2 separate regions of the Mus musculus genome follow, and region 1 is linked to region 2. A link is a loop called in an ENCODE intact Hi-C map of the cell type or tissue named here. Cell type or tissue: left cerebral cortex. All regions are shown on one strand. Each heading gives the region's core, and the rest is flanking DNA. Links, peaks and the distances in the headings are about the cores only.

Evidence for each region. Peaks named below come from ENCODE experiments on the same cell type or tissue, not always from the same donor. Only the 100,000 strongest peaks of a DNase experiment are listed, where the experiment ranks them.
Region 1: a loop joins it to region 2, with 2.4 times the contacts of the local background. A loop is called at or near these places in 15 of 42 quality-filtered maps.

What each region holds. Positions count from the first base shown.
Region 1 is chr3:89,908,848-89,918,864 of GRCm38, reverse strand. Il6ra (interleukin 6 receptor, alpha) reads left to right here and starts at 5,669. Exons shown (of 10, transcript NM_001310676.1): 1 at 5,669-5,910. The coding sequence starts at 5,826. In left cerebral cortex, for the core only: a CTCF peak has its summit at 6,043; DNase peaks (open chromatin) are centred at 5,932, 6,199, 7,445, 8,969 and 1 more place; H3K4me3 peaks cover 1,446 bases; H3K27ac peaks cover 1,154 bases.
Region 2 is chr3:89,859,367-89,869,502 of GRCm38, reverse strand. Il6ra (interleukin 6 receptor, alpha) reads left to right here. Exons shown (of 10, transcript NM_001310676.1): 10 at 1-179. Among named protein-coding and RNA genes, the nearest start is that of Gm46811, 7.7 kb to the left of the region's middle. In left cerebral cortex, for the core only: CTCF peaks have their summits at 5,656 (motif pointing left) and 9,333; DNase peaks (open chromatin) are centred at 1,697, 3,659, 5,687 and 8,187; H3K27ac peaks cover 1,736 bases.

The DNA.
Region 1 (10,017 bases), core at 2,018-10,017, 49 kb before region 2:
CCCCATCTCTGGGGGTGACGTCAGCTGACGATGGTAGAGTTGGGTGGAGGTTGCTGAGGATACTGTAAGCCTCCATTGGGAGCTTGAGTCTCCTAGGCAGGCACTTCAAGCTGTGCTGCCCCATGTTTGCCCACAAACCCCCTCTCAGGGAGAAGGCAGCAAGGTGTGTGTGTGGGGGGGGGGGCATGGAGGATGGCAGTGTAGTGGGTGAGTCCTGGTGTGGTCACAGATCTGCCAGTCAGCCTGGCTTTACCTCACTACTTCCCTCAGAGCTATCTGGCCCTTGTGACAGATCCACACACAGGTGAGGAGAGAATACAGTGTCCCTTGCTGAGAATAGAAGCAGGCCTGGAGGATGGTGTGTGCTCTTAGCAGACTAGGCCTGGAGGCAGGTTTAAGGAGATTTATTTAAAAAACAAAAAACTGGTGGGGTAGAGTGTGATGATGAGTTTCTTTAACCCCAGCACTGGGGAAACAGAGGCAGGAGGGTCAAGAAAAACTCAAGGCCAGCCTCAGCTACCTGAAAACCTGTCGAAAAACAAACAAACAAACAACAAAACAAAAACCTCACTCAAACAACACCCCCACCTGTAACCAGGATAGCCGGTGTCTTAGGGCTTTACTGATGTGAACAGACACCATGGCCAAGGCAACTCTGATAAGGACAACATGTATTTGGGGCTGGCTTACAGGTTCAGAGGTTCAGTCCATTATCATCAAGGTAGGAACATGGCAGCATCTAAGCAGGTGTGGTGCAGAAGGAGCTGAGAGTTCTACAACTTCATCTGAAGATGGCTAGCAGAATACTGACTTCTAGGCAGCTAGGGTGAGAGTATTAAGCCCATACCCACAGTGACACACCTACTCCAACAAGGCCACACCTCCTAATAGTGCCACTCCCTGGGCCAAGCATATACAAACCACCACAGCTGGGATTCCACATCTGTTGTCCACATTCATCTTTAGAAAACAGTTCACTTATGAAGTCCTCGGTTTCCTTGTCAAATAAGCAAGAGAAGCAGAGCCTAAGACTACAAAATCCCTTTTGGAGAAGACTAAAAACAATCTTACATCTTTTCTTTATTCTTTAAGGCTTCTAATAGGCAAACTTTAAGGAGCTTAACTTTAGGTAGGCCAGAGGGTGAACAGCCTGAAGTCGCAGCCCTGGGGAGGTGACAGCAGTAGGGTTGCAAGTCTGAGCCTGCCTGGGCTCCAAAAGGTTTAATTTTTTCAGGTCAAAGGTAAGATGGGCTTGCTTGCTGGTTGAGTCAGCCAAGGGTTTCTCCCTCTAGGGGACATGAACGGTAGCTGCACTTATGCAGAAGGGGGATTGAGTCTGGGGGCCCCAAGAAGCGTTTCCCTAAACCAAGTTCTATAACTCCCTCTTCCCTCCTGTGCAACTCCTCAGTGCCTGCTGTGGTGGGCTAGACAGGTGTCCCACAGTCAGTCCTGTGTCTACTGAGACCTCCCTCAGTGAGAGTCCTGGACCAGACCTCAGCCTAGTCTTGACAGCAGCTATGGAGTCTTTATCAAATCACTTCACCTCTCTAAGCCTATCTGACTCTCAGGACTGAGAAACTCAAAAGCAGCTATATTCTTGAGAAAGAAAAAAAAAACAACAAAACAAAACAAAACAAACAAACAAACAAAAAACCTTGCACAATGTCCCAAGAGAAGTGCCCTGGTTTGGATGTGAAGTCCTGTGTTCCTTTGCTGCAGTCACACGGGCTTGTCTGAATTCCCTGCACAGGGTACTTTAGCCTCACCTGCCGTTCATTTCTGCTTCCTGGAGGCCAGATGTCTCCATTCCCAAGTTGAGATTTATCTGATACACTGTTACACCAATAGGAGGGTCTTTTCCTGGAGTTGGCAGGCACCCAGGAGGGGCTGGTAACTCCTGGGGACAGGTAGCAGGAGTCTGACTTGGGGTGGGAGGTTCATGGGGTGGGGGTTGTCAGCAAAGCTCATACACACAGGTTTGATTTCTCTCCTCCTTAACAGTGTTGTCGTAACAACCTGGAATGTTGGCTGGAAAACTGAACTTCCACTAAGTGTAGAGTTCAGACAGCCTCCAAGGAGGAAAGAGACTGCTCAGAGCCCTGAGGAATGTCTTTCCTTACCTTAGATAGAGATCTTCAGTATGTGTTGGGCCCTTCAGCAGGAGATGCAGAGATGAGTTCTTCAGGGTGACAGGGAAGGCAGGGTGGTAAACAAAGTCACATGGCATTTGGGAGGAACACAGGACTCTGGCACCCAAGCTAACCAGTGGATGACAGCTTTCTTGGAATTGAGGAAAGAGACCATTGAGTTTTCTGAAAAAGACAGCCAAGTCCAGGTTTGGCTTTTTTTTTTTTTTTTTTTTTTTTTTAACTTGTGGATTACGTTGGGCCCACACTTGGGGTAATTTTATCTTTCCTTCCTGGATACTGAGGATACATGTGTTCACAGCTATGCTTGGCTTTTTTTTTTTTTAATAGGGTCTTGTCCAGCGTGGCCAGAACCTTGCCACGTTTCCCCCTTAGCCTCTTCAGTGCCAGAATTACAATCATCCACCACCGTGCCTGTCAGAGACGAGTGTGAGGGCAGAGTAGGGTGTAAGACTAAAGGAAAGGAAGGCCTGGCCAGAGGATAAGCTTGAACAAGGCATGCAGATTAGAAACCACGGACATCATTGTAGAAACTTACCTACACGCAAGGCTCTGGTACAGGAAAGAGGGTGGGAAAGTGAAGGTGGACTCTCTGTGTAGCCCTGGATGACCTGGAACTCACTCTGTGGACCAGGCTGGCCTTAAACTCACAGAGATATGCCTGCTTCTGCCTCCCAAGTGCTGGGATTAAAGGCAGGAGCCATCATACCAGGACTTGAAGCACAACACTAATACTTTGTATATTATAAATTCTTACCACACAAATCAGTAAAAAAGGCTCTGAGATGAAGTAGAAACTTGAGTTCTTTGGAAAGTCAGTTGTGTGGCATGGTATTTTGCTGGGGCAAACATGTGACATGAAGGAGTATTTTCCTGAAGCAGACACAAGGTAAAAGGATGTTTTGCTAAAGCAGACCCGTGAAAGGACCCATGATGTAGGATTCTTCTCTAACTACATGCAAGGATCAGTTCACCTTACATTTCATTGTTGAGCTCCATTTGTTGTGACTCCATAGAGAGAAACATACTGGAAACGTTTCTAGTGGTGTTCTGGTGGCTTCTTGCTGCTTCCATGGACTCGGGCAGAGTGATGTCAGCTGATACAGACTCAAGTGGAGTTTTGCTAAGACAGACTCACATACTGAGGCGAGACCCATTTGAGAACACGTTATGTTTGGAGAGCGGATAACTAAGACTCAATGGACAGTGGGAAAGGGCTTGCTTGCATAGCTAGCTTTGCAATGCTTCCTGGTCTTCTTCGCTGATCTTCACTTTGTTAAGAGAAGTAAGGCAAAGAACTTCTCCAGGCCTAATCACTCCTGCTAACTCATGCAGATTCGGCCGAGGCCTGGCTGTTTCTGCTAGGTTGTGCCAACACTGCTGTTGATTTGTGTTTGTTATCCTGACACTACCGACCTGGACTGCTGCTATATTCATCAAGTATTTGCAAGTGGATGGGATTTGCTCCAAAGAACAATTTCTAGACAGATCCACCTCCTAATATCCTAACTACCTAATTCCTGTATCCTAATAACTTTCCATTTCCACTGCCTCTAGGAGGGAGGTTAAAGTGTTTAAAAACCATCATTAAAATTAGGGTTGAGAAATATCTAAACAACACAGAGAAATTAACTATAACTTGCCCAAATCCTACAGCTATCAAGCAGTAGACCTGGGATGGGAACTAAACTCATCTGACTATGGAACACCCCCCCCCCCACACTCCAGGATCAAAACGGGGTGGATGGGGGGAAGCCACTTGGCCAGGGTTGCCGGGTCGTGTCTGAGATGTCTGCTCTTGCCTTCAACATTCCTTCTATCTGAGCTGGCAGCCTTCTGTAGCCTTCCTGTTTCAGGCCAGCAACTTGTCTCTCTGCAATTATTTTCAGGTCTCTGTTTACCACAGAAAGGAAGGAGGCAGCACAATGAGAGTCTGTTGGAAATTAATTATATTTTTAAGATAGGGCAAGTTCCACTATGCTTGCCTCGAACTCTGGATCTTCCTGCCTCAGCCTCCAGAGTTTTGGGATTACAGGTGTGTACTACCACATCCTCTTGCTATTTAATCCCATTTTAAATAGCAGGAGAAAAAAATATGTATTTTTTTTAGACAGGGCCTTAGACTCACAGCTATTCACCTGCTTCTGCTTCCCAAATGCCTGCCCCACCACAGGGAGAGAGAACAACCATGCCTTTCTCTCCGACTTATAGCGTGGCTGAGGAAGTGCCATCAAAACCAATCCCATTGTCCTGGGTACAGGTTTGGTTCTGACATCCACAGAGAGCGGTGGATGCCTAGGTCTGAGGCCAGCATGTTGCTTAAATAAGGTCATGTCTTATTTAGGGGTTCAGCCAGCACACACACATTCCAGTTGCCCCATGGACTCTAATCAGCTGAACCCTGAAATGGAAGAATACATTAAAACATACTGGTGTAGGTCCAGGGCTCCCCATCTACATTTTCTTTTCTTTCTTTTTTTTTTCTTATCCCTTCCCTTCTCCCTCTTGCTCCGGCCCGGCTCGCTCAGGCCCATAGGTTTTATTTGTTTCTCATTACAGATGGTTGTGAGCTACCATGTTGCTGGGATTTGAACTCATGATCTCCGGAAGTCAGTCAGTGCGTTTAACCGCTGAGCCATCTCACCAGCCCTAAATTTTCTTTTCAGTGTGTTTCTTTCCCTCTGCATTTGCATGGGAAGCTGCCCTGTAGCTTCAAGCTCTGTAGCTTGGAAGGGAACCTTGGTGGAGTCTGGTAAATAGCAAACGCCGGTTCCTTTGTGTCCAGTCAAGTCATGATGGGTAATCAAAGCCCTACTCCTTGTTGAGCAGTTAGGCTCCAGGTACATCGACAGTGTTTCCAGGAATCTTTATCATGGGCTTAAAAATACATCTCTAATAGGTGAGAAAACTGAGACTTCCGGATCGGGATAGCAATCTTGAGGAGGGTAACACATGTGTCTCTGGGCCAGACTCAAAAGCGCACACTGGTTTCGTTGCCTCTGCAGTAGCCTTCAAAGAGCTGCTCCTCCACTGGAAGATGAGAGGAAATCTTTTTCTCAGGTTATGGACGCCTAAGTTTTCCTTCAGACCAATTAAATCACAATCTCTGGGCTCGAAGCAGACATCGGTGTCTTTTCGGATTCCCTGTTTGATTCCCGTAAGCACCCAGGACACTGACCTGCCTTCTACTTTAACAGCCAGAGCCACTGGCTGGCGCTCATGAAAGCAAAACTCAAGCGGAGGCGCGGATGGAAGGAAGGAGGGGGATATTTCTCCTTATCTCAGCGTCAAAACCTGGGGAGGGGCCCTGGTGGGGGTCCCTGGGGGCTCAGGTGTGGCGCGGCTGCAGGAAGTAACCCCCTCCGGTGGCCCGGAGCGCTGGCCGATTGCGCCATCCTACTGGGCTTTCGTAACCGCGAGCCGGGGCTGCCAAGAGGAGCTTCAGCACCGGTTCCTCAAATGTTTCACTGTTGCCAGGACGGCCGGCTGCTGTGTGTCACGTGCATGTGGGAAGTCGCGCCCACACCGATCTGAGCCACGCCGGGGCGAGCGCTCGCAGTGCGAGCTGAGTGTGGAGCCCGAGGCCGAGGGCGACTGCTCTCGCTGCCCCAGTCTGCCGGCCGCCCGGCCCCGGCTGCGGAGCCGCTCTGCCGCCCGCCGTCCCGCGTAGAAGGAAGCATGCTGACCGTCGGCTGCACGCTGTTGGTCGCCCTGCTGGCCGCGCCCGCGGTCGCGCTGGTCCTCGGGAGCTGCCGCGCGCTGGGTAAGAGGAACCCGGAGCGGGCGTGGGGAATGTGACACTGTCTGGTTCCGTTCGCAGAGTGAGCCCCGCCGGTACCGGCTGCTAGCCTGGGCTGACTCACCTGTGCTGACGCGGTGGAGGTTCGCGCGCCCCCTGTTGCGTCTAGCGCCTATAACTGCGTGCTCCTGTCTGTGTCTGGCCAGTTACCTCAAGTCTGAGTACAGGACAGTGTGTTTTCCTGAAACCTGACTCTGGTGTCTGGTTCCCAGTGTTCCCAGTCTTACTCAACTGCATCCCGGGTCGCTCCAAAAAGAGATACCCAGAGGGCGCGCCCTAGTGGAACAGTAGTAGTCCCTTCTGGAGAGTCCTTTATGCCACTGGCTCTCTCTGCTTTAGTTGTGGCACCTCGCGTGGCTTTCCTTAGTTCTACTACATTCCATGTCGTGTGTAATGACAGTGACCCGACGGTGAAGGGTCTGACATCATGGGCTCTGAGTCATGGGTGTTCCCGCCTCACAAACTTACTCCTTTAGCCAACTAGCCCTAGCATGCAGAATGCCAACACCCACATCCATCCCAATCCTGTGAGTTTGACAGCAAAGGATGTGGGACCTCTTGGAACTGTGCCTCCGCCCCCTGCCCCAGCCCTCCCTGATTAGCAGGTGGACCAGGCGGAGGGTAGGGTAGGGGCACTGTGTTTACCTTCCTTGCACTCTGCCTTGTAGGTCTAGGCCTCTCTGTGGGCTCTGGCTTCAGGCCCAGCAGCCTGCCTGGTCTCTTCTGGAGGAACTGGGAGACTGCTTCTCTACAGGTTATTTTAGGGGCTGAGGGCTTATTCAACAACATAGAAAGAGCCAAAGGACATGGGGGAGATTTATCCTGTGCTGGTCGTGGGGACAGTGGCTTCCAGGCTTTCTTTCTGCCTGGAAGGTAGAATTCCTCAAGCTTGGTTTGTTACCCCTACCTATATTTTCTTTATATATATATATATAAAGAAAATATATATATATATTAGACAGGCTCTCCCATAACCCAGGCTGGCCTCAAACTTGTGCCTCTTCTGCCTCTATCTCTTGAGTGCTGGGATTTCAGGTATTAACCCACCCTGTATTTTACACGTTTTTAATCCTCTACAGGATTGACATAAAGCTTTGGGAGGAGCCTGAGGTTCAGAGAGATGCAATGGGAAGCATCAGGCCCCTCCGTGTCTCAGTGTTCTCCTGTGGGTACAGCTGAGGGCGTCTGGGGTAGGCTGAGCACCACTATCATCTGGTGGGATTCTGGGGGAGAAGACACTGATGAAAGAGAAGATCCCCGCTTAGCTGTTCATGGTGCCAGGCAGGACTGAGGTCCTCTCTTCCATCTTGGGAGAGCAGGACTGGGCCTCTCTGCCTGTCTCAGTTACTACTCAACATACCCCAGCGCCCCCACCACCACTTCCCTTTGTTCCTAAGGAGCTGCAAGGCACTTCGGAGACAGCGAGTTCTGTTTTCCTGTGGTTCAGAAAGGACACCCAAGGGTGGGGGTGTCTTCTGACCCAAACAGCCTTTAGAAGGCAGAACTGGGAGTCTGGGGAGGAAGTGAAAGCCCTGCCAGTTTAGAAGGAAGAGGCAGAGAAGTCCCCAGCCCATCTCCCACACCCACACTTGCACAGCTACAAACTGGAGAGTGACAATCAAGAAACAAGCACCAAACAGGAAGTGTGGAGCAAATGACTGAGATGTTTGGCTTTAGAGAAGTGAGGCCAGATGGAGATGGCTCTCTGGGGGGGAACCCATGGGTGGAAGATATACATAAACATATATATATGGGCAGGCGAGATAGCTCAGCACACGCACACACACACACACACACACACACACACACACTCTCCTCCATCCATCATCCTTAGTGGGTTTTTGCCTTCATGTATTCATGTCTGTGTGAGGGTTCCAAATCCTATGGAACTGGAGTTACAGTTGTGAGCTGCCATGTGGTGCAGGGATTGAACCTGGGTCCTCTGGAAGAACAGCCAGTGTTCTTAACTGCTGAGCCATCACTCCAGCACCAACAGGTGGGATTTTCATAGTCTGCCCCTCCAGGGCCTGCTAGGACTCCTGTGTCTTCTTCCACCTGGGGCCCAGGACCAGCTGGGACTGAGGCTTCTGCCAGGTCAAACTTTCTAGGCGCTGCTGACTGAGGACAGGCTGGGCATGGGTGGCTTCAGTCCCCCTTTCCTTCTGTAAGGCAAGAAAACACGCAGCAGCACCGATGCCTATGTATCTAAATCTCCTCCTGACTTCTGAATTCCCTCTGGGACAACCTCTTTCGGTCTACAAAACCTACCTGTATTCCTAGCCTCACCCTGAATCAGTATTTTTCTGAAGGATATATTTTTTATCTAGCATCAAATTTCGGCTAGGAAGGATAGATCTTTGTAAAAAAAAAATCACAATTTTTAAAACATTAGGGTTTGTGGGTTTTTTGTTTGTTTGTTTTTTTTTTTTTTTTGATATTTTGAGACAGGTGTTTCTTTGTGTAGCCCTGGCTGCCCTGGAACTCACTCTGTAGACCAGGTTGGCCTTGAACTTAGAGGTCTTTGCCTCCTGAGTGCTGGGATCAAAGGCCACGGTACCCAACCAAAAATGACAATTCTTGACCCCTGGCCACTCATTAAACATGTATCAGAAGAGCAGAGAGTGAGGTCTACACTTTGAAAAAAAACAAATTGTTCCTTGTGGCCCCTGGGCACTGGCTTGAGGACATTTGCCTAATGGTCAGGATGAGTAAAAGACCTTCTTCCCCTGCCAGGTTCCCTGTGACCAGAAGCCTCTCCCCGCCTTGGCTCTGCCCCTCCCCTTGTTTATTCGTTGCAACACATATTTATGTATTCCCTGTAAAGCCCTTGGGGACCAAGTGGGATCCGTCATGCACACTCCACCCTATAAAGGATCCTGAATGTGGCCAAAAGCAAATCCTGAGACAGAGCCAGTTCAGTCTCTCTGACCTGACACTGGGTACCAACTCTCCAGGGACAGATTGTCTCAGCAGTCAGCTAGACAGAGGAACCCTTCTGACTGGGACCCTAAAGCAACAGGAGCCTGCCTGTTCTCTACCCCATCTGACTGGCATCAAACTGTGCAGGCGCAAGTGTGGCCATAGCTGGGTTATGTAAACAAAGTAACTTCAGAGCTTCTGGCTTCAAACAGATGTCTCCTTCAGCAAGCTTTCCATCTGCCCCTGCAGGCCTGAGTGCCACCACTCAGTCATCAGCTTGAATCCAGGGCTAAAGCTATCTCAGATGAGCCAGTAAGTGAGTTTAAGCTATTAAACCTTAAATTAATAGAAAAAGTAAAATGGGCACATGAGATGGCTCAGCAGATAAAAAAAGGCATTTGCTGCCGACAGGGCTGATGAGCTAGGGACCCGGCGGGGGGGGGGGGTGCGGGGGGGGGGGGAGGTGTTACTCCCAAGGGTTTCTGTTTCTCTGGCCTCTACATATGTACTGTGGCTAGTGCATGCACATAAACAAACAAACAAATAAATGTAATTAAAACAAAAGCTGTGTATGGTGGCACATGCCCTTAGTGCCAGAATCTCTGTGAGTTTGTGGTCAGCCTGGTCTCCACAGCAAGTTCAAGAAAGAGGAAAAAAGGGTGATTTCTAGATGTGCTTGATGGTGTAACTCATATGGGAACTTGATGCAGGGGGATTGCAAGCTCTAGGTTAGCCTAAGCTACAGAGACAGGGTTGGGGTGGGGGTGGGGAGTAGGGGAACCCTCAAAAAAAAACACAAACAAACAAACAAAAACCAGGACAAATCTCTGTCCTTCATCACGCCTGTCACTTGCAGTGCGCAGTGGCTAGCTGTGGCTGGTGTGGCTGTGCATGTCTGCTCATGGGGCTTTCCCATAGCGGAGGGGAAGTGTGTCGGGTGAGGGGCTAGAGAGCTATGCGGTGTCTTCCAGACACCTGTTCCACCTGTATGCATGGTGCTCTGAGGGGGCATTGGAGCCTCTGGAACTGGAGTTACAGATGGTTGTGAGCTGTCTTGTGGGTGCTGGGGATCAAATCCTGCTTCATTGAAAGAACTCTCTCTTTTTGGAGACAAAGTCTCACCACGTAGCCCTGGCTGGCTTGGAACTCTCT
Region 2 (10,136 bases), core at 1,376-9,375:
ACATTTTAGGTCCTGTTGCTGTCTTAGAAAAGGCTCTGTAGGTTGACAGAAAATCAGGCCAAGTATTCATGTTTTGTTTTTTTTTTTTTTCCTTCTTTCCTCCTTTGCTAAGTTTTTGGGACTCAAGGGTAGCAAAACTGCTGTGAAAGGGAAATTTATTAAAAATGTTACAGATCGTGATCTTCAGGGGATCGGCGACTGTGCTCACTCACAGTTCTTCAGTCCCTCACAGGGCTCTGCTGTTACCCAAGCCAGGCAGAGCAGGCAGACGGAAGACTGAAATCCAGATAGCTCATTATCTCTGTGAGTTAAATGGCTTTGATCTCCAAGTTGTTTTCACTATTGTTGTAAGGGGATAGCCTCCCCCCAACCCGTATCAAAAGGATGCTTTTTCCTTTTGACTTTTTATAAGCTAAGTCAACAAAGTCTGTTTCGTCCGGTTTCGTTCACTTCACACAGGTGTATGCCCTCAGCTGCTTCTGGTCTCAATTCTGTGCAAGCTGAATAGGTGTTCCATCCTCGGGTCATTCTTACTGGAGTTTCTGCAGCCCACAGGCTGCCTTGTCAACAGTACCACTTAACACCAGCATTCAGCGACCAGGCAGCCAAATGCCTGGTCTAGACAGAGATGATTTAAACATGATCTTTGTTGCATGGTAGAAAGAGGGAACACATACTGGTTCTAGTTCTAAGGTTCTTAGATGTTTGGTCCTTCTGGCATTAGTGAAATAGCTTTAAACTATTTCAAGGGAGAAGCCTTGGCCACACCCACGACATTTGGCCGACAGTCCTTTCTCTCCATGAGCCTTGCCTTCCCACCTGGCTGAAAGCTCACACTGAATCTTTCCTGTGTCCTTGGTGTCTTGGGAGAAAGGGAACCCCGGTGTGGGCTTTACTGCCGGCATTGGCTTGGAGCCAGCGTGGAGCAGAGCCCAACAGGGTGGGCCAGGCTTAGTTATGGTGTGCCGGTTTAAGGAATGCCTGGTTTGCCTGGTTGCCTGGGCTCCGAGCTAGAGTTTCCTAGTAGTTCTTTATGGCTGACCTAGTTGGGAAAGACTCCCATACTCAGCTTCAGGTAGAGGTGGTGAGAAACCTTTTCCTTTGTAGAGGCAGCATCATCCCAAGAGCCTACAGTGAGGTGAGGTGGGAGGGGCAGGCGCTGGGGAGGGTCTGCCAAAGTGGGAGGGGGCAGGCCAGCTGGGGAGGGTCTGCCAAAGTGGGAGGGGGCAGGCCAGCTGGGGAGGGTCTGCCAAAGTGGGAGGGGGCAGGCCAGCTGGGGAGGGTCTGCCAAAGTGGGAGGGGGCAGGCCAGCTGGGGAGGGTCTGCCAAAGTGGGAGGGGGCAGGCCAGCTGGGGAGGGTCTGCCAAAGTGGGAGGGGCAGGCGCTGGGGAGGGTCTGCCAAAGTGGGAGGGGGCAGGCCAGCTGGGGAGGGTCTGCCAAAATGGGAGGGGGCAGGCCAGCTGGGGAGGGTCTGCCAAAGTGGGAGGGACAGGCGCTGGGGAGGGTCTGCCAAAGTGGGAGGGGGCAGGCCAGCTGGGGAGGGTCTGCCAAAGTGGGAGGGGGCAGGCCAGCTGGGGAGGGTCCTGGGGCTGGCGCTGGGGAGGGTCTGCCAAAGGTCTCTCCAGCCTCTGCTGCTAGTGTAGTTGGGTGCCAGTTCCAGGAAGTTTCTATGGCAACCTTAATGCGCCTTAAGGAACACTGTCAGGTTTGTGAACATATGCTCAGATGGAGATCTTGTTTCCAGGGAAAGGACTGGTACAGTGTGTAGCAAGCTGGAATGGACAGAGAGACTTTGGCAAGAGATCATATCCGTTAAAAACAGGATACCTCAATGCTACATGTTTTTATCTTTGAGACAATATTTTTAAGGTTTTTACGCTCTGTCCCCTGTGAGCTGATACCTAAGACCTAAGTCAGTGCTTTTTTAATGCCTTTTTGCCCTCTTGTTTGCTTTAAAGTGAAATTTGTAACTGTTTGGAATAAATAATTTCTAAAGTTGCACGTGAGATGTTCTTCTGCTTTGGGAACCTGGTCATTAAAAGGAAAACCTTCCTTCCATGATGAGCGAGGAGTAAAGAATGAGGAAGGCTAACTAACTAATTAAATAGGACTGTCTCTGAGGGCACAGCGGCTCAGTCCTCTAACCCGGCTCGACACTAGGAAGGCAGAGGCGGGAGGATTTCTCCAAGTTTGAGGCTAGTGAGGCCTTGTATGTCACTTATACTGCCCTCACAGACAGACAGACAGGCAGACACACACACACACACACACACACACACACACACACACACTAAACCTGGGACTAGCAATTTCTCAAAAGGTTTTAGTTAGTAAACATTCTCCCCAAACCAAGGCCTGGGATTTCTGGAAGGAAATCAGAGGCTCATGTGTCTGTCACGTTTGCATTGTTCAGCATTACCAGATAGAGGCATGTTAGAAAAGTGAAGGAAGGCCCACTACTTAGGTGTGTACTGGACTATGGAGGTGAGAATGGGATCCTGAGAGCCATCCCGAGCTTTCTTGGTCATCAGATGGCTGAGTCTGTCCTCCACTGAAAAAGATCTTGGGCAAGAAAAACTTGGGACCCAGCCTTCTCTATGTCCCAAACAGAAGGAAACCCATCATGTGGATGCTTTGCAGGTAAGAGTAGGGGTGGCTGCTGAGGGCCAGCCTCAGCTTGGTTTGGGTTCTGAGAGAAGGGGTGTCTGGGAGCAGTACAAACAAATAACTTGAAGTCTAATCGTGGGTCCAAGCTGGCTCTGTGGTTGAGACAGCTAATTTTCTGCTAGCTGAGAGAGACCATTCTCTCTGCTAGTAAACATACTTCCTACAAGCTCTCTGGATAGCTCGTGGGTTTTCTGACCAAAGTCAGAAAAGCTGCTATATATATATAAAAAAAAACCTCTTGGATATTCTAACCAAATCAGAAACCCTGTTTGAAAATTTCTAAAATTAATTCTTGGATTTTCCAATCAAAATCAGAAAGAAAAAAAAAAATCTCAAAGAGCCGTGCGCGCTCTTCAGACAACCTTCTCTGAATAGCTTCTGGAAAACATTGTAAAAGAGCGACGTCGGCTCTCTAAGTAACTCTTAGTGGTCAGAAATCCCATTAGAAAAAAATTCTAAAAAGCTGAGTTTGCTCTCCATGACTTTCCAGACTAAAATCAGGAATCCTGTTAGAAAAAAAAAACCTAGAAGAGCTATGTTCCCTCTCCAGAGATCTTCAGACAGCTCAGCTCTCCTTGGTAGAGAAAAATTCTAAGAACCATTATTGCTTTTTGCCAGCTCATCTCATGCAGCCCAAAAGCCTAGCTTTTTATTTACATATCAATTCAGTCATTTATTCCAGGTTCCCTCTTGACCACCCCGGGGAATCCACACTCCAGGACCTTAGCCCCTTGACTCACAGGAAAGGGATAGCAAGTCCATTTTTCCCCCTCTTTTATTAACATTGCAGAAGAATTCAGAGATCTGCCTGCCTCTGTAAACATAGCTGGGTGGGACCTTGTCCTGAGAGTACCATCTCCCACCACTCTTGGACCTAAATTTGCTCTGACCCAGGCTGACCTTGAACTCAAGAATCTGCCTGCATTTGTATCTGCCTGTCTTTGCGTCTCTCTGGCAAGCCGGCTCACAGTGCAGCCGCCTCTGCTCCTTCACATCTGTGAAGCTCCTTATACAATTCATACTGCATTTTATATTTTTGCATAGCTGAGAAATTATACATTTCTGAACATGTCTTTAGAGTTCTTGTCCTGAAGATCCCAGTGTTTAGCATTTTGCTGAGACATTAGTCACACCTTCCTATCCTGGACTCACGGTGTCTCTGATTATCATGAAATCATTAACGTTAACAGGGAGGACATTCCTTGGAGGAACATGAAAATATGTTCATTATTATACAAACAAGCCTTACTCCCACAGCAGCCGTCAACTCTCGTGGAGGCCCACGCCTGCTGGCCCTGTTCCAGGGGCAGGAACCATGTCGTTTTGTCTCTATCAAGGCCATGCCACAGCTGGTGGCAAGAAGTGTGCAAAGGCCCCCAACTCAGATGAAGCTGGGGTTGGGTGGCACCCACTGCCCTTCACTTGGACCCCTGTTCCCGAAGCACAGCTGTTCTTCTCCACCCCAAGGCAGGTGCTGTTTCCTTAGTATGAGCTCTGGTCCCATAGCTGTTGGTGACCTTGATGCCCCTTTCTGCAGCCGTGTGCTCTCCAACCCTGAACCACTCTCTCCAGCAAGGATCCCTGTGTCCTCATTTGGTTTGCTAAACTGAGGCTGGCAGCCGGCCAACTGGGAGTCTGATCCCCCGGGCAAAGGCATAGCACTTTCAGGGGTGACTTTGAAGAGGTCTGAGCACCAGGGGAGGTCACAGAGAGGAAGGACAGAAATCGGTTCCTTAAATTTTTCTCCCCTTTGGTTTTTCTGAGATACGGTTTCTCTGTGTGGCCCTGGCTATCCTAGAACCTGCTCTGTAGATCACAGCTGGCCTTGAACTCAGAGATCTGTCTGCCTCTGCCTCCAGAGTGCTGGGACTAAAGGTGTGCGCCACCACAGCTCCGGCTAGATCCTTAAACTGAACCAGGGGCTTCCCTTTCACCTCTGGACTTGCCGTGAGACTTTGATGCTTAGTTTGTATACACTTTAATGGACCTTTGAAAACGCCTCCCATTCTGTCCGGGATCGCAGGGCTCTGTCACATGGAGTACAGGAGGGCAAACAACCTTAAGAGCCCAACCTGAGAGTCTGAGTTGGATCTTACAGAGGCAGCAGAAGACAAAGTTTTGATTCTGGAAGTTTCTAACTATTTCCCTTAAGTTCCATTCCCAGCTCTGCTGGCCTCTTTGGGGGGACCTGCACACATGTGACAGGCACAGACAAATAAAATAAAATAAAATAAAATAAAATAAAATAAAATAAATAAAATAACATGTGTTAAAATCTTGGACTGGAAAGATGGCTCAGTGGTTAAGAGCACTGGCTGCTCTTACAGAAGGTTAAAGTCAATGGAAAACCCAGAAATCTCGGAAATGTTCATGCGGAGCGCTTGGAATAAAATCACAGCCATTTCTGAGAAATATCTCTGTTACTTAAAGTACCTTACTGAGAAGGTCTTACTTAAGGGGAAGAGTCTCCACCACTGGCTTCCTGTGGGTGTGTCTCACGGGGGATTTGTTCCTTTAGATCTCCAGAGATGAAAGGAGACCGAGGGCCCCTTAGGAGACTTTTGTTTTATTTTTTTCTTGACAGAGTCTTGCTATGTAGCCCAGGCTGGCCTGCAGTTCACAGTTCTTGCCTCTCAGCCTGACCCTTGTGGGAGTTACACCCAGCCAGTTTTAAGAAAAACAAGTTCTTGGTTTTATGGGCTGGCCTTCTCAACTCTAGCCCACTTGTGTTCTCAGGACTCCCCTATTCCCCTTGAAATAAACGATCACTATTTCCATTTCTAGCCAAGTGTCCTTGATGCAATCTTCTGGCCTAGGACAACAGCCTGGACCCAGATGCCCTCTGAACTCTGACTTGAAGCCTGAAGTTAATCATGGTTCTTTATTTTCTCATCTCTTTTTTGGATTCTAGTTAAAGCCTAAATATAGTTCTGAGACACTTTGGGTTTTCTTACTGGTTCTTGACCGTCAAGCCAAACTCAAAGGGCAGGACTTCCTCCTTCTGGCAGCTGACGGGATCTCTACTTTCCTGCTTGTTTTTGTTGAGTCAGAGCCCTGGCTGTCCTGGATCTCACTATGTAGACCAGGCGGCTGTTCATGAATTCAGGGAGATCCACCTGTCTCTGCTTCCCAACTGCTGGATTAAAGGTGTATGCTACCACAGCCAGCCTTGCTCCACTGTCTGTCTGTCTCTTTCCTTCTTTCTTCCATTTTTTTTTTAAGATCTATTGATGTATGTTATGTATATGGGTGCTTTGACTGCAGATGTGTCTGTACATCAGAAGTGGGCATCAGATCACATTGAAGATGGTTGTGAGCTGCCTCAGGCTGCTGGTAGTGAAAGTATAACATCGTAAAAACAGAATTCTAGGCCTTTAGGCCCAGGCTTGGGAATGTGGCCTTTGTAAAGGTAATCATAAAAGAAATAGCGACATTCCTCCATCCACCCGCTTCCTGGGTTCAAAGAGTGCTCATTCAAAGAAAGTCACCCAGAACCTGCAATGCAAATGTGCTATTGTTGGGGGCTCTTAAAAACTGTCTTGAGAGTTAACAATTACCAGGTATTCCTTGTGACTCTTGTAACTTTACACTTCCTTGTGACTCTTAACTGGTATCTTTGGTATCTTCCATCAACGCCCTCCCCACTTCCTTAAGTTGTGGTTTCTTCCTTTAAATACCCCCTTACCCAGCTACTCGGGGCGCCACGGTCCTCTACCCCTGCGTGGTGTATGACCATGGGCCCGAGAGCGCTCTTGAATAAAAAATCCTCTTGCAATTTGCAGCAAGACCCGTTTCTTGTGGGTGATTTTGGGGTGTCACCTCTCCTGAGTCAGAACATGGGGGAGTCCTCACGTTGTGGGTCTTTCAGGAGAACCTCTGGAAGGGCAGCCAGTGCTCTTAACTACTGAGCCATCTCTCCAGTCCCTGCTTTACTGTGTCTCAACCAAACTACAATACGAGGTTTTCTGGAGCTTCCAAAACAACAACAAAAACCAAAGCAAGATCCCTAAACTAAGTTCTTTCTTTCTTTCTTTCTTTCTTTCTTTCTTTCTTTCTTTCTTTCTTTCTTTCTTTCTTTCTTTCTTTCTTCCTTCCTTCCTTCCTTCCTTCCTTCCTCTCTCTCTTTCTCTTTTCTTTCTCTCCTCCTCTTTTCTTTTCTTTCTTTTCCTCCCCCTCCTCCTTCTCGTTGAGTTTTCTCTGAAGCTGAGAGTGACCTTGAGTCCCTGATTTCCTGCTCTTCCTCTCTTCCAAGGACGATAATGTCCTGGGAGTTGGGTGGGGCACTATCTCAGCCAGGCTGTTTGCGGCAGCAGTGCAGGGACCGGTGGCTGCTGTGCAGCTCTTCTTGGGGACAGCTGCCTCGGACCTGAGTTACAACCAGCAAAATGGCCTAAGAACAACATCTGTGAAATCAAAGCGGACCTGGGCTTTCTCTTTCCCTTTATGTGTATTACGTAGCAACATTTTCCGTGAGCATTGTTTCTATAATGAAAGGAAACTTTTCATTAAGAAGCTATAATCTCATCTCTCTTTTTGTCTTTGTTTCATTTTTTGGTTTCCTGAGGTGGATCTCCTATTATGTAGACCCAGCTCTGTAGACCAGGCTGGCCTTGAACTCACAGAGATCCACTTGCCTCTGCCTCCCAAGTGCAGGGATTAGAGGTGAGCGCACTGTGCCCTGCCTCCCTCTGTGTTTTTAGTAGGTTAAACTGTCTCAGAGCAGTTGTCTATGAAGGCCAGGCACAACACAGGCCTGTGGTTCCAGCTCCTTGGAAGGCAAAAAGATTATTTGAGCCCAGGAGTTCAAGGCTAATTTGGGCACCGTAGCCGGACTGAGTCTTTAACAGCCAATTGGGCATCACACACACTAAAATTGAAACAGCACAGAGAAAACAAGTGTGGGCCCTGCCCAAGGATGCAAATGTAAACCCATCTTTATTTTAAAAAACTGACCAACCAAAGAAACCCAGCAAGGGAACAAAGCGATTAGAGTCAAAGTCTCCCAAAGACATTTGTCCTGGAGGGGATGGTAGGTATGAGGTGACTCACGGTACCCTCTACTAAAGCTTGATACTCTGTTTTTAAAAGACAAGGGTTGTAGAAGCGATGTTTTAGGTGGAAACTCAGTTTAAAATAATCCAAAATGAGCACATCTTTGTTAACTCTCTGTCTCTGTCTAACTTATTTCTACTTTTTTGAGAGAGGGTTTCATCATGTAGCCCAGACTGTCCTGGAATGCGTTATGTAGACCAGGCTGTTAATTAGCTCTCAGTGGATGCCTTTTCTTGCCTCTACCACACCGGTTCACTCTTTGACAAGTCAACTGGATTAATCTGCAAGTGCAGTAATGCAGCTTTAAATGTAATTATTTCGAATCTGTTGTCCTATTCCTTTGTACACACGTATCAGAAGGCAAAGTGAGTCATTGAAAAGCCACGGAGGAAGCATTGTGAGTGAATGGTGAGCTCACTGTGACTCACAGTGTGGGGAAAGAAACTGGAACTGACCCTCCAGCCTCAGAGCAGAGCTCCTCAGAGCTTCAGCAGTCTGCCGGATTTCACAACCATCTGGGCCCAGGGGGTGTAGAAGGGGGAGGGGCTCCTGGGATAGGGGAAAGGCTGCCAGGAGGCCACCTGCCAGCCTCAGCCTAGCTTTGTCCTGGAGGGAGAGTCCTCCCTGTGTCTGTTTCCTTTGCCCCAAGTCCACTGGGATGCAGTCCAGAGGTGTGGCTGAACACAGAGGGCCAGTGCCTAGTTTCACATTGATGGGTAAAAGTAGGGGCTGCTTCTTCTCTTTCTAAACCGGCCATTCTTTCTCTGGATCTGGCTGCCGCAGGGGCATGCTCTCTAGCCTTTGGTCCAGGTTTCCTGGAGAGCTCAGACCTCCAGGGCTCTGGGGGAGAACTCTGCTCAGCACTGCAAACCTATACGTCCTGTTGGCCTGATATATTTCCATTGTTGGAGAGTAGAGTGGTGTGGGCTAGAGAGATGGCTCAGCTGCTAAAGGCTAGGCTCACAACCAAAATATAAGGGAGTAGAGGTGTGTTTTCAAAACTCAGTATTTATTCTGATTTTAGTGTATGAGTGCTTGCTTGAATGTATGACCACAGAGCCCATAGAGGTGTGGCTCCTGTGGAACTGCTGTGAGCCACATACGTGCTGGGAAGGGAAGTCTGCCCAAGCAGCCGTGCTCTAAGCCTGAGCATCCCCTGGACCTCACCTTACTGACCCTGTTCTGCAGACATGAAGGGTTCTGCAGGTGGAGTAGATGACCTGGAAGGGAAAGTAGAGGTGTGGCTTGGCATGGTGGCACACACTGGCTATCCCAGGACTAGGATGGTAGAGGCAGGGGGACCTTAAGTTTGTAGAGGCTTGGACTACATTAAAAAACAAAAACCAAATAAACACCACCACCACCCTGTCTCAACACCAACACTGACAAGCAAACACCTGGATTTGAGGCAGACCTGGTCTGCCCGTTGCTTCCCATGTGACTAACCCAGGACACATTGATCAGCTGAGCATTGAGATCCTTATTTGAAAAAGGAGGCTCCTTACACCTTCGCCCCTTCACAGTGCAGGAATCCAACACTCAGGACCTGAACCTGGGCTCTTACAAATATGTTCAGTCTGAATTCTAAAAAAGCATTACTCTGACTCCCCAGATGGGGCAGAAGGAGCATTGCTGCATGTAAACATCCTCTTTCCTTACACACGAATTCAGAAAACTGATAGGTACTTACAGCACCTGGTGGCAAATCGTAGCTATGCTCAGTAAGACCAGATGCTAGATGGCTCAGTGGTGAAGAGGACCAACTCCACTCCCAGTACCACATCTGGGGATCCAGAACCCTCTCCTTCATCTGCAGACACTGCACACATCCACACAAATAAAAATAACCAGGGCTGGAGAGAGGCTCACCAGTTAAGGGCACATACACGTCCATGTGCTAACTACTGCTTGTAGCCCTTGCTCCAAGGGACTGGATGCCTCTGGTCTCTGCAGAAAGGTGCACATACCAACCACCCCTCTTCACATCACTAAAAATTGGAAAAAAAGCCGGGAGTGCTGGAGGCACTTTAACCCCAACTGTGGAGAGGCAGAGACGGGGGTAACTCTGAGTTCATGGCCAGCCTGGTCTAAAAGCAAGTTCCAGGACAACAGTTATATAAGTAAAATTCATACACATACATACATTCACACACACAGAAACATACATACACAATCATACATACATATACTCACAGACACATACATATACACACAGGCACACACACATAAACATATATTCACACACTCACCCACATATATACACATTAATACACATATATACAAACTCACATATATACATACACATACATACACTCACACATAGACACACATACACACATATACACACACACAGACACTCACACACACATACACACATACATACAAAAACACACACTCATACTCACAAACACACACAC